3 separate regions of the Homo sapiens genome follow, and regions 1 and 3 are each linked to region 2. A link is an interaction called in ENCODE POLR2A ChIA-PET data of the cell type or tissue named here. Cell type or tissue: MCF 10A. All regions are shown on one strand.

Region 1 (4,000 bases), 130 kb after region 2:
AAAAAAGGCCAGGTGCGGTGGCTCACGCCTGTAATCCCACTACTTTGAAAGGCTGAGGCGGGCGGATAACCTGAGGTTGGGAGTTCGAGACCAGCCTGACCAACATGGAGAAACCCCGTCTCTATTAAAAATACAAAACTAGGCAGAGCACGGTGGCTCACACCTGTAATCCCAGCACTTTGGGAGGCCGAGGCGGGCAGATCACGAGGTCAGGAGATCGAGTCCGTCCTGGCTAACATGGTGAAACCCTGTCTCTACTAAAAATACAAAAAATTAGCCGGGCGCCTGCAGTCCCAGCTACTCTGGAGGCTGAGGCAGGAGAATGGCGTGAACCCAGGAGGCGGAGCTTGCAGTGAGCCGAGATCGCGCCACTGCAGTCTGGCCTGGGCGAAAGAGGGAGACTCCGTCTCAAAAAAAAAACAAAAAACAAAAAACAAAACTAGCCAGGCTTGGTGGTGCATGCCTGTAATCCCAGCTACTCAGGAGGTTGAGGCAGGAGAATTGCTTGAAACCGGGAGGCAAAAGTTGCAGTGAGCCGAGATCCCGCCATTGCTTCCAGCCTGGGCAACAAGACCAAAAACTCCTTCAAAAAAAAAAAAAGATACAAAAAAATTAGCTGGGTGTAGTGGTGTGTGCCCTTAGTCCCAGCTACTCAGGAGGCTGAGATGGGAGGATTGCTTGAGACTGGGAGGCGGAGGTTGCAGGGAGCTGAGATGGCATCACTGCACTCCAGCCTGGGCAACAGAGCAGGGTCACACGTTTGACCTTCAGTGGTCACACGTTTTTGGGTTTTTGTTTTGTTTTGTCTAACAAAAAACAAAAAACGTGTGACCACTGAAGACTAAGCAGGACAGAATATAACTTCGTCATGCACACTCCTGAAGGTTATATTAATAGATTCTGGGTTACTGACTCTAAGTAGCAGAAACTAATCAGCAAAGATAATTCAAGAGGTTACATAAGCAAAAATAATAGTAATAAATAGGAAAAAAGAGATATCGTTTTATTAATGTTGATAAATGCCACACATCCCAAAATACTAAGTCAGGGAAAGAGGACGGGATGTTATGGATAGCCAGCGACAGCTTCTCTGAGGAGGTGACATGGAGCATGAACCTGAAGGACAAAGGGAGCAAGCCCTGGAGGAATCTGAGACAACATCATGGTTTGAAAACACCCACTGTTGTCTTTCTCTTGAGGATCCCCAGGACACGTGAGGATACTAAAGGTTCTGAGAATCCCTGCAGTAAATAACCAGTTGCAAGTTGCTGAGCCCAGTGCCCCTGAACTTATTAAAACCTGTGATTCCACGAATTAGTCATCCTCTTCACAAACTTTGTAAAATATTGGATCAGCGGCCGGGCACAGTGGCTCACTCCTGTAATCCCAGGTATTCAAGACCAGCCTGGCCAACATGGCAAAACCCCATCTCTACTAAAAATACAAAAATTAGCCAGGCGTGGTGGTGCCTGCCTATAGTCCTAGCTACTCGGGAGGCTGAGGCAGGAGAATCACTTGAACCCGGGAGGCAGAGGTTACAGTGAACCGAGATTACGCCACTGCACTCCAGCCTAGGTGACAGAGTGAGACTCCATTTCAAATATGTGTGTGTGCGTGTGTGTGTGTGTGTATATATATACACACGCCCCATATATATATATACATGTATGTATAAGATCAGGAGCCAAATCCCCGGGGAGCACCTATTTTAGATGTGAAGGGAAAAAGCAGATAGAAATTGGTCCAGAGAAAGAGGTGAGCTTCCAGTGCACCCTCCACACAGCGGCCAGAATGAGTCTTTTAAAATTTAAGTCAGATCAGCTCCAAGCCTTCCAATGGAAGAAACGGGGAGAGGAGTTTGGAGGCTGTTGCTGTCACGCAGCTCAGTGATGACTGGAATTTGACTGAGGTGCTGCTGCAGGATGGTGAGGAGTGATCAGATTCTGGATTTATTTAGAAGATGGGGCGGGTGGGGTTTGCTGTTGGACTGGATGAGGGTAGGAGACAAAGGCAGGAGCCCAGGTTGATGATGAAGGACTCGGGGCTCTGAATCAGGAGCGGCTGATTCATGCTGTGTAGTTAGCATTTTGGAAAGGTAGGGGTGTGTGTGTGATGCAGTCAGATGGTAGTCAGGAGCATTTACATACGTGAGTCAACCTGGGAGTGAACTTGTGTCCAACTGAACATGAAGCAATTATTCAAAGTTGGTTTCCGGAATATTCCCAGGGTGAAATAACTTCCTGTGTTTATCACTGCCTTCTCAGTTGAAGTGTTTGCTTGTCTAGTGAACTGAGTTAGCCTTGTCTGTTGAAACTGGCAGTGGTGGGGCATGTAGGAAAAAAAAATTCTATGAAAATCTCAGGGAGCTGACAGACACTTCTAAAAGAAAAGAAAGTGAACAACATTATCCCTGGCCTCTTTTATGAGAGGGGAATTGATTGATTTATTCAATGCCTGATTGAGTATTGCCTATGAGTAAAGATTTAGGGGAGTGATAAATCAGAAAAACACAGAACACCCCAGTATAATGGGAGGGAGCCACTCCAAAGGCCAAATGTCGAGAAAATACTATAGGAGCTGCCACATGCATAACTGTATTGCAGACCCCTGTGTGATATGCTGGAAGTCTTGGTTAAGAACATGGATTCCCACTGAGCTAAGTGGGAGAGCTTGTTCAAGCTAAGACACTGAGCTAGAACATCCTGTCTCAGTTTCTTCACTATAAAATGGGCGTGGTGCTATTATGGTAATAATGGCGTTGTTCTATGGTGATAATACCATCATCATGGAAGTAAATCAGATACAGACACACACTGCTCAGAGCAGTGCCTGGCATCAAGTTAGCACAAAATCAGCATCTGCAACGTTTATTATGACGCTGTTTCAGACATGTATTTTTCTTTATTATGAAACCACAACGTATTTTTAAACGTTAGAGGAGAGAACGGAAAAACAACCATGATAATCCCATTCCCCGGCACAATCTTAATTTTACACAGTCCTTGCAAATATTTTTTACATTGACCATTTCATACTTATGAAAGTAGCTGGCATATAGTAGGCACTCAATTAAATGCTCGCTGGCTGACTCCCCAGTTCAGTGCAAACTATTTTGTTTTATGCTTTGTGTATGTAAAATTATATCAGATATATTTCGCTTTGGTTTCTTTTTCCTCATAAACAACACGATTACAATTTTATGGCTACAAGATATCTCATGGTGTCAGTGTAACAAGCCTTGAATAAGTCATTTTTCTTTTGCTGTACTATTATACGTGGAATTACTACAAACCACACTATTTTAGATAACACCACATTGAACTGTTTTGTACACAGTGTTTTGCCTTTTTTTCTAAAATTTCTTAAGACAACTGTGGAATTTGGAAATAAATACTCTCAGCTAAACTTTTAAGTTATCTGTTAGGTAGCCTAAAAAAGTTAAACCAAAATGAGATTCTTTTTATAAGATCAGGTTGTAATAAAATGAACTTCACAAGATGACAGTCACGTGAACGAAATAGTGACCTCATTTTCATTTTGAAAAGCTGCTTTCCCCTCTTCTGAAAAAGTTGTATTAGAAACGATTCCTCCAATACTCTAGTGATCTTTTATCTGAGATTAATAAAAGATACGAGTATTTTGATGTATTCATTAACAAAAGAACAATAAATTCACCTTTAGTAGGTGTAAGTAAGGAAAGATCTCAGCAGATCTGGTTAACTCTAAGTCTGGCTTTAGAAAGCCACAGTGGGTTGGGCATGGTGGCTCACGCCTGTAATCCCAGCACTTTGGGAGGCCGAGGCGAGTGGATCACCTGAGGTCAGAAGTTCAAGACCAGCCTGGCCAACATGGCGAAACGCTCTGTCTACTAAAAATACAAAAATTAGCCAGGCGTGGTGGCAGGCACCTGTAATCCCAGCTACTCGGGAGGCTGAGGCAGAATTGCTTGAACCCGGGAGGCAGAGGTTGAGGTGGGCTGAGGTCATGCCACTGCCACTCC
Region 2 (4,000 bases):
ACTTTTTCTTTTTCAAAAATGAAAGTTAGCTCTTTCAATTGTACGTTTATCATGAAAAACTCTATCTGATTTATTTTTCTCCTTTTTGAGAAATGGGAGAAAACTATTACAGACAAGAATTACTGTCTGAACTGCCTTGAGCCTCAGTTTTCCCATCTATTAAACGGGGATTTAAAAAAAAGTCTCCACCCAAGTCATTCTGGTTTGCCCAGGGTTTTCCAATTTTAACATAAGAGTCCTGTGTCCTAGAGCATCCTCACTCCTGGAAAAAGCTTGAAGATGGTCACCATCACACTATTTTCTATAGGTGTCTGATCATGAGAATCACTGGGGCATTTGCTAAAAATACAAATTCCAGGGCCCCAAATTGACTTTTCGGTGAGAGGATCACAGGAATCAGAAATGTTGCTGGATTCCTCGGTAGAGTCTCACTACCGGGCACCTGTGGGAGAAACTGGCTTCAAAGAGCAAGGATCATACCCGTGAGAGTCCTACTCATGCTAACTCTTGTGCAGTCCTCTTTATGTGCCAGGCCCTGTTCAGGGCACTTTGCTTATATTCACTGGTTTGACTCCATACCAGCCCCTTGAGATGGAGGCTATAATTATCCCCATTTTTACAGATGAGGAAACTGAGGCCCAGCGAGGCTCAGTGATGCTCAGGGATTCCAAACTCCAGAGCCCACATTCCTATCCTATGTGCTACACTGATGTCTACATAGAGCTTCAGCACTGGGCTGGCATACGGCAAGCTCTCCATACAAGTCATATATGGTTATCATTATTACGAGTTCCAGGACCTTTGGGGCACTGAAGGAGTTGCCATCTTCTTGCCAACTGTGAACAGAAGGCTTCATTGCAAAACATCAAAATGCTTCTTTCAGCCTTCCCAGTTGTTTGGACCTAGTCCTGTAGGCTGAATTCATTTCTGCTAATATTGACATCAGCCAATAGATGGCAGTAACCTTTTGCTTTTGTCCCACCCAGATGAATCCTGTTCTTTAAAAGGTTGATGGACAGGCAGGAGCAATTTCACGACACATGCATTATATCTGCTGGTGGAGAGTGACAATATCTGAATCCAGGTTATCACTGAAAAAGACACGCCATTAGATTTTCCTTCTTTCAGGGCCCTTCACCTTGAAGTGGCCGAGAGGCTACTTAGGGTGTGCAATGATCAGAATAATGTAACCCCAACTCTGTGGGAAGAAAAATCTTCTCTCCTACTTCTGTACACCATGCGTCTTCCAGCACCAAGGTTTTTCATAACCTCAAGTGTTGATTCAAAGTAGCTTTGTTAGGATTGAATTTACATTAAATAGTAAGAGCTTTAAAATAAAGCTTGTAATCCTACTGTTAAAATAATTTTAAAACTTGTTAAAAGCTGAATTTAGATAGAGATACTTTGTGTGTATATATTCTTGCATGTGTATATATGAACGTATGTGTTTGCGCGTATCCTTGACTGAGACATTTAACCTGCGTGCCTCAGTTTCCACACCAGCAAAATTGAAATAATAATACCTCTGTCTTGTTGAATTGCTGCAAAGAGCAAATTAGTTTTACTGCAAATAAAGCTCCTAGAAGTTTCTCAACAGATGGTAAGCACTCACCAAATGTTGTTATTGTTATTACTCTATCATTTCTATGATTTTTTAGAGTTGTTGTCATTGTTTTTATACACAGTAGGCTCAAATCCTGGTAAACTTTCTGTAAAGAGCCAGATAGTAAATATCTTAGGCTTTGCAGGCCATAGGTGTCTGTTGCAACTACTCAGTTCTGCCATTATAGCATGAAAGCCATCATAGACAATATATAAATAAAAGGGCATGACTATCTTCCAGCAAAACTTTATTTATGGATGCCAAAATTTGACTTTCATATAATTTTCATGTGTCACATTCTATGATTCTTCTAATTTTTTTCCAACCATTTATAAATTTAAAACTCATTTTTAGCTCACTGGCCTACTAAAACAGGCAGTGAGCTGAATCCAGCCACCGCTGTTCTTTGCCAACCCTGGTCTTGAGGATTCAATATTATATTATTCATAATGTCCCATTAACAGACAGAAGCGATGATCTGATGCAAGTGTGTGAGTCACGGATTTTATAAATAGAAAATAGCACAAAACAACAAGTGTCCTACATGTTTTAACAGTGCTCAGCTTTATTATGTGGTATGATCAGAAGACATACAAAATCCCCAGATTTGGTTATGTATTAAATTCCTGCAAGAGAACACATGGTGAGATCCATGACCCTTTTTTTGGCCTCCTCAATATCTAATTGCTCAATGCGTCTACTACCAGGGAATAAAAACTCACACCAATGGCGAGAGATCCACAAGAATCCCTGGTGACTCATTGACTCCTTTCAGCCAGAAATCAAAAGTCCTAATTTTTATTCCGAGAGCCACTAGAGCAGATAAGCCAGAAGCTAGGTCTTTGGAGATGGGCTACATTGGAATTACATGTGCAAAAGAACTTTAGGTGGCAAGACAGCAGGCCTTTGGAGTGGCTGCAAGAGTCCTTGTGTAGGGATCAGATATACTAGGAGTCAATTCCTCACTGGATGTTTGCCCTTGGTGGGTCTTGGAGGTTCCATTCCTCCTTTTTAAGGGAAGCTAGTAATATGCAGAACATTCCGGTGGTTAGGAGCACAGCCAGACTGTGTTTGAATCTTGCTCATTAACTGGGTGACCTTTGGAAAATGATTTAACCCCCTCGAGTTTCGGCTACCTCATATGAAGAATGAAATCATGATACCTCTATCTCACAGGAGTGCTATAGGACTACATGAGACAATACAGGTGAAGCACTCCAAAATTAGAGCTTGGAATTGAGAACATGCTAAGTAATGATTTGCTATTATCATCATTATTATTATATATCATACATTATTATAACGAAGCTCTTCAGAGGTTTGGTGATGATGTGGTCATGTACCTAGGTCTGTGCCTCATATGTGAGAGATGCTATCAATCGTTATTCCCTCCATTGACTAACAATAATTAAGCTCCCAGTAAATGCAAACACACTGCTAAGATTAGGAGATACAAAATTGGGTGAAGGTAGACACTGCCTTTGACGTCAGGGTGCTTACAATTTCTTGTGGAAGGGAGACATAAATTAAATATTCAACTTTGCCCTTCACCTATGGGACAATAACCACATTAACAGTCATTTCAGAACCATCCTACCCAGCAGTGCCACAACCTGCCATCTCCCATATGATCCCATCTCACGTAATGTTATTAATTACTTTTATTCGACCAGGCGCAGTGGCTCATGCCTGTAATCCCAACACTTTGGGAGGCCAAGGCGGGTGGATCACATGAGGCCAGGCACTCGAGACCAGTCTGGCCAACATGGTGAAAACCCATCTCTACTAAAAATACAAAAAAAAAAAAAAATAGTCTGGTGTTGTGCCACGCACCTGTTATCCCAGCTACTCAGGAGGCTGAGGCAGGAGAATTGCTTAAACCCAGAAGGCGGAGGTTGCAGTGAGCCGAGATTGCACCACTGCACTCCATCCTGGGCAACAGAGAGAGACTCCGTCTCAAAAAAAAATTACTTTTATTCATAACTTAGAACCCTATGCATTTTTGTTTAATAAGCAGATATGTTTTGCTTAACATGAGCTAGACATTGTTCTAACCACGTCACAAGCATTAACTCATTGGGTCCTTATAGCAGTCTTATGAGGCACAGAGAGGCTAATTAACTCTCCCAAGGACACACAGCTACAAGGGGCAGAGAGAGGATTCATGCCCAGGCAGTCTTGCTCTAGAGTCTGTGGTCATAACCACTGTGCCATGCTGCCTTGAACTATCAGAAACAACCTCGTTTGTGGATTTATTGTTCCTATGTTAACTCTCTCCCTGTGCACCATACTTCAGCTCCATGAAGTCAGAGGGCCTTGCCTGTTTAATTTACAGCTGTAACCCTAGTGCCCAGCCCAGCAACAGGTGCAGAGCTGTGCTCAATAGACACAGTCATA
Region 3 (4,000 bases), 55 kb after region 2:
ACACCATTCCAGCAGTACTGGGGCTGCTACCTCATTACTGTCAGGTGGAGGCAAACATCCAGGTTTCTCACCAGCCTCCATTGTTGGGGGGCGGGGGTATACTCCTTATTACTACTGGGTGGAGGCGGGAGTTTTCTGCTCACATGACCTTCACTGATACCACAGTGGAGGTCTCATTACCACTGGCTGACGCTAACTCCACTGGGTCTCTTCTCACACCACCCCAGTGGGGAGAGGGAGGAGCATCTCATTGCTCCTGGGTGGGGTTGGAAGTCCAGGCTCCCCATGTGGTCCCCGCGGACACCATGGTGGGGAGGGCTTATTACCAACCGGTGAGGATGAGAATCCCAGCTCCCTACTTAGCCCCACAGATGCCATCTTGCAGGGGTATTGGGATAACCTATTACGGTCTTGTGAAAGTGGAAGTCTAGGCTCCCCACTTGGCTTTCTCTGGCATGGGAGATGGTGAGACCACAGAATGTCCTGTGGTATTTGGCTGGAGTAGTATGGTCATTGTCTAAAAGTTTTCTGTCTTGCCAGATTGCCCTTTCCTGGTCCTTTAGTCAGAGAGAGTAGGCTTTCGGAAAGGATTTGTGAGTATGTCAGAGCCTATAGGTGTTTCCAGGTTGCTAATTTCTTCAACTCCAAGTCTGGGGTACTTGAGGCAAAAAGAAAACCCAAGGAATTCACCATCGTGTTTTTCCTCGGGTCCTCAGCTGGTCTGCCTTCTCTTCTCCACCTTTCAGAATCCTTTTATGTATGTTTTCTCTATAATGTCCAGGGTTCTTCATTGTCCTTGGTGAGAGGAACAGGAGAAAGTGTGTGTGCCCCATCTTCCCAGAAGCAGAAGTCTTATGTTATTTTTTAATGTCAATCTAAGAAGAAAAAAAAAATATTTCAAAGTAAGGGCTTAAGTTCAAGCTGAGAATTTCACCTGGAAAGGCCATAAAACTCTCACTCAGGAAGAGCCACAGGCAAACCTACTCCTTGCCCTGGGCCGGCAGATCTTGCTCCTCCATAGCTACTGTCTGTCCAAGGCAGGAGACATTACTGCAGTTGGGAAATCAGGGAAGCAGAGAGGCTAGAGAAGATGTCATGGGGCAATGCAGAAAGGCAGCGGGCTCCTGTGTTCCTGGAGTTCTTTTGAACTGTGTCTGCTCCAGTAGGGTTCTTTCTCCAGGTTACGGAAGTACTCACAGCTTTCTTCCTCATTCAGAGGGCGTCCATCATGGCAGATCCTGATGGCCACCTAGATCCATAGGGTCCACTTGATATTTTAGTAATTCCTAGTCCCTTCAGCTGACATCACTGTATTCCATTTTGTTTTGAGAAAGTTCAATAGATATCCCCTGTATGTCTAGCCCTGGAACCACAAAAAAGAATCATTGCCTTGCAGCCCTTTAGGAAACCCAATCAGGACAGGAGCTGCGGGCAACCTAGACATAGCCCCTTTTATTTTCTGTGATGAGCACTGGGGAGCACGTGGGCTGTCAGACCGGAGTAGCTCAGAGCAGTGGACCCAGGCTGGGGATCAGAAGAGCTACCTCCTTGCCTCCACGCCAACTTCAGAGAACCTTGCCTACTGTCTAAGTAGCCAGCAGCCCATCACCTCACCCTCCGTGGCCTTGCCTTTTCTTTTCTCCTTAGCAGCCCTCACCACCTGAGTCATCTGTGAGATGTATTAGTTTATCTGTGTTTTTGTCCACTTCGGTTTTTTCCCTTGTGAGAATTTCAGCTCCCCAAGGACTGTGAGCTGTACTCTCACTGCCTCCATCAGTGGGAAGCACACAGTAGATATTTGATCAAAAATTTCTCTCCTAATCTTTCATGACACCGTAGGCAAGTCCCCAGACTTGCTGTGATTCAAAAGTCCTGTTCAATCCAACTTTTTTTTTTTTTTTTTTGAGATGGAGTCTCACTCTGTCGCCCAGGCTGGAGTGCAGTGGTGCGATCTTGGCTCACTGCAACCTCCACCTCCTGGGTTCAAACAATTCTCCTGCCTCAGCCTCCACCGTAGCTGGGATTACAGGCATGCACCACCACGCCTAGCTAATTTTTGTATTTTTAATAGAGGCGGGGTTTCACCATGTTGGCCAGGCTGGTCTTGAACACCTGACCTCGGGTGATCTGCCTGCCTCGGTCTCCCAAAGTGCTAGGATTACAGGCGTGAGCCACCATGCCCAGCCCAATCCAACTTTAAAACTTTAATCACACATTCATTATAACATTCATCCCAATTCCTGCTAGAACCAAGCTCTGCCTTGACCATGGCCTGAGGTCCTTGCAGTCTGGAAGAAGGGGGACTTGCTTTTTTTCCTCTTCTCGTCCTCCCCTAGTGCATGTGAGTTTAGGGAGGAGGGGTTAAGGGGAAAGGGCTCTAGGCTTTTTGCCTTGCAGATTGTTCTCTCTGACTCTCCATATCTTCTCCGTTGTGGGCATCCACATGATGTTTCTCTTCAGGGAATAGGTGGGGACTTCTCCACTTCAAAATTATGTGATGGAACCCTCTGCTGCTTCTGCTGCTGTTTAGCCCCTTTGCCCTGTGCCCACCATCCTGGTAAGGTAGAGTGAGGCTGCCTGAGCCCAAACACCTTCCATGGCACCTACTCCTTAAATGTCAGTCAACACTTCCTCAGTCTGACTCCAAATTATTGTTATAACCATCTTGCTTTTCATAACCCCCATACCTCTGCTGAACTGAATAACCTGCCCCCTAAACCCTCCCCAAACCCATCCCCACCTCATCTTTTTCTGCATTTCTCACATGCCTTCCTCCATGTCCACTTGACAGAAATTTCTCCATCACCATCCCGCATTCCTCCCTGTTTCTGCGAGTCTACTTGCAACCTATGCTCCATGGCCTTGGGGAAATGCTGCTTCATCTTCAAGTCTCCCTCTCCCTTCTAGTTCAGTCACTCTTGACCTTGGTGCACACTGGAATCACCTGGGGAGGTCTAAAAATATTGACATCTGAGCCTCGCCTCCAAAAAGACTAATGTAATTGGTCGGGGTGGAATCTGGGTATTGGCATTTGTTTAAAAAGCTGCCCAGGTGATTCTAAAATCCAGTTATGCTGAGACCCACTGGGCTGATGAAATTAACTTGTCTTTTTTTTCTTTTTATCTTGAGACAGGGTCTTGCTCTGTCACCCAGGCTGGAGTGCAATGGCACAATCATAGCTCACTGCAGCCTTGACCTCCCTGGCTCAAGCAATTCTCCTGCCTCAGCCTCCCAAGTAGCTAGGACCACAGGTGCATGCCACCATGCCTGGCTAATTTCTGTTTTGTTTTGTTTTGTTTTGTTTTGTTTTTGCTTTGTTTCATAGAGACAAGGTCTCACTATATTGCCCAGGCTGGTCTTGAACTCCTGTGTTCAAGCAATTCTCCTGCATTGACCTCCCAAATTGCTGGGATTACAGATGTGAGCCACTGTGCTTAGCCTCACTTGTCTTTTTATCAGAGTACTTGTCCCTATCTACTGACCTTTATCCACCATAAGGCTCCAAGCATCTAGGAGAGAAGACAGTGTCAGATTCATTTTTGTAAATCTCACAGCTTACCACAGTGCTCAGTAATTAAATTAAACACAATAATAATAGCTAACCATTACTGAATGCTTCCTCTGTACTGCACATTCTCCTAAGTCCTTTATATGGATTATCCCATTTACTCCCTCAACAACCCTAAAAGGCAGGTGCTACTCATCACCCCACTTTTACAAATGAGCAAATTGCAACCTAGAGTTAGGGAAAGTGCAGTACTGCAGAGGTGTAGATGGCAGAGCAGGGATTGGACCTGGGCAGCTGGCCTCTGCACAGCTTGTATGTAGTCACATTGAGGGTTAGGATTTGGGGAGACACAAACTTTAAGTCCACAATACACAGTGAAAGCATAACTTCAGAGCCCATGCTAATGCTGTGTGGCCTCTGCACAGCTTGTATGTAATGTAACTACCCCCACATAGTTACTGAGTGAGGATGAATTCATGAATGGTGCTCCTG

The links. ChIA-PET counts read pairs that join two places held together with the same protein. Peaks named below come from ENCODE experiments on the same cell type or tissue, not always from the same donor. Only the 100,000 strongest peaks of a DNase experiment are listed, where the experiment ranks them.
Region 1: POLR2A ChIA-PET joins it to region 2 with 8 read pairs; 7 of 35 experiments call an interaction of 5 or more read pairs at or near these places.
Region 3: POLR2A ChIA-PET joins it to region 2 with 6 read pairs; 5 of 35 experiments call an interaction of 5 or more read pairs at or near these places.

The regions. Positions count from the first base shown.
Region 1 is chr20:53,924,924-53,928,923 of GRCh38, reverse strand. The region is part of intron 1 of BCAS1-AS1 (BCAS1 antisense RNA 1); the gene reads right to left. Among named protein-coding and RNA genes, the nearest start is that of BCAS1-AS1, 11 kb to the right of the region's middle. In MCF 10A, no CTCF peak of the experiment used is centred here; a DNase peak (open chromatin) is centred at 2,163.
Region 2 is chr20:54,059,892-54,063,891 of GRCh38, reverse strand. The region is part of intron 1 of BCAS1 (brain enriched myelin associated protein 1); the gene reads left to right. Among named protein-coding and RNA genes, the nearest start is that of MIR4756, 6.6 kb to the left of the region's middle. In MCF 10A, a CTCF peak has its summit at 948 (motif pointing right); DNase peaks (open chromatin) are centred at 961 and 2,171.
Region 3 is chr20:54,004,614-54,008,613 of GRCh38, reverse strand. The region is part of intron 4 of BCAS1 (brain enriched myelin associated protein 1); the gene reads left to right. Among named protein-coding and RNA genes, the nearest start is that of MIR4756, 62 kb to the left of the region's middle. In MCF 10A, no CTCF peak of the experiment used is centred here; no DNase peak of the experiment used is centred here.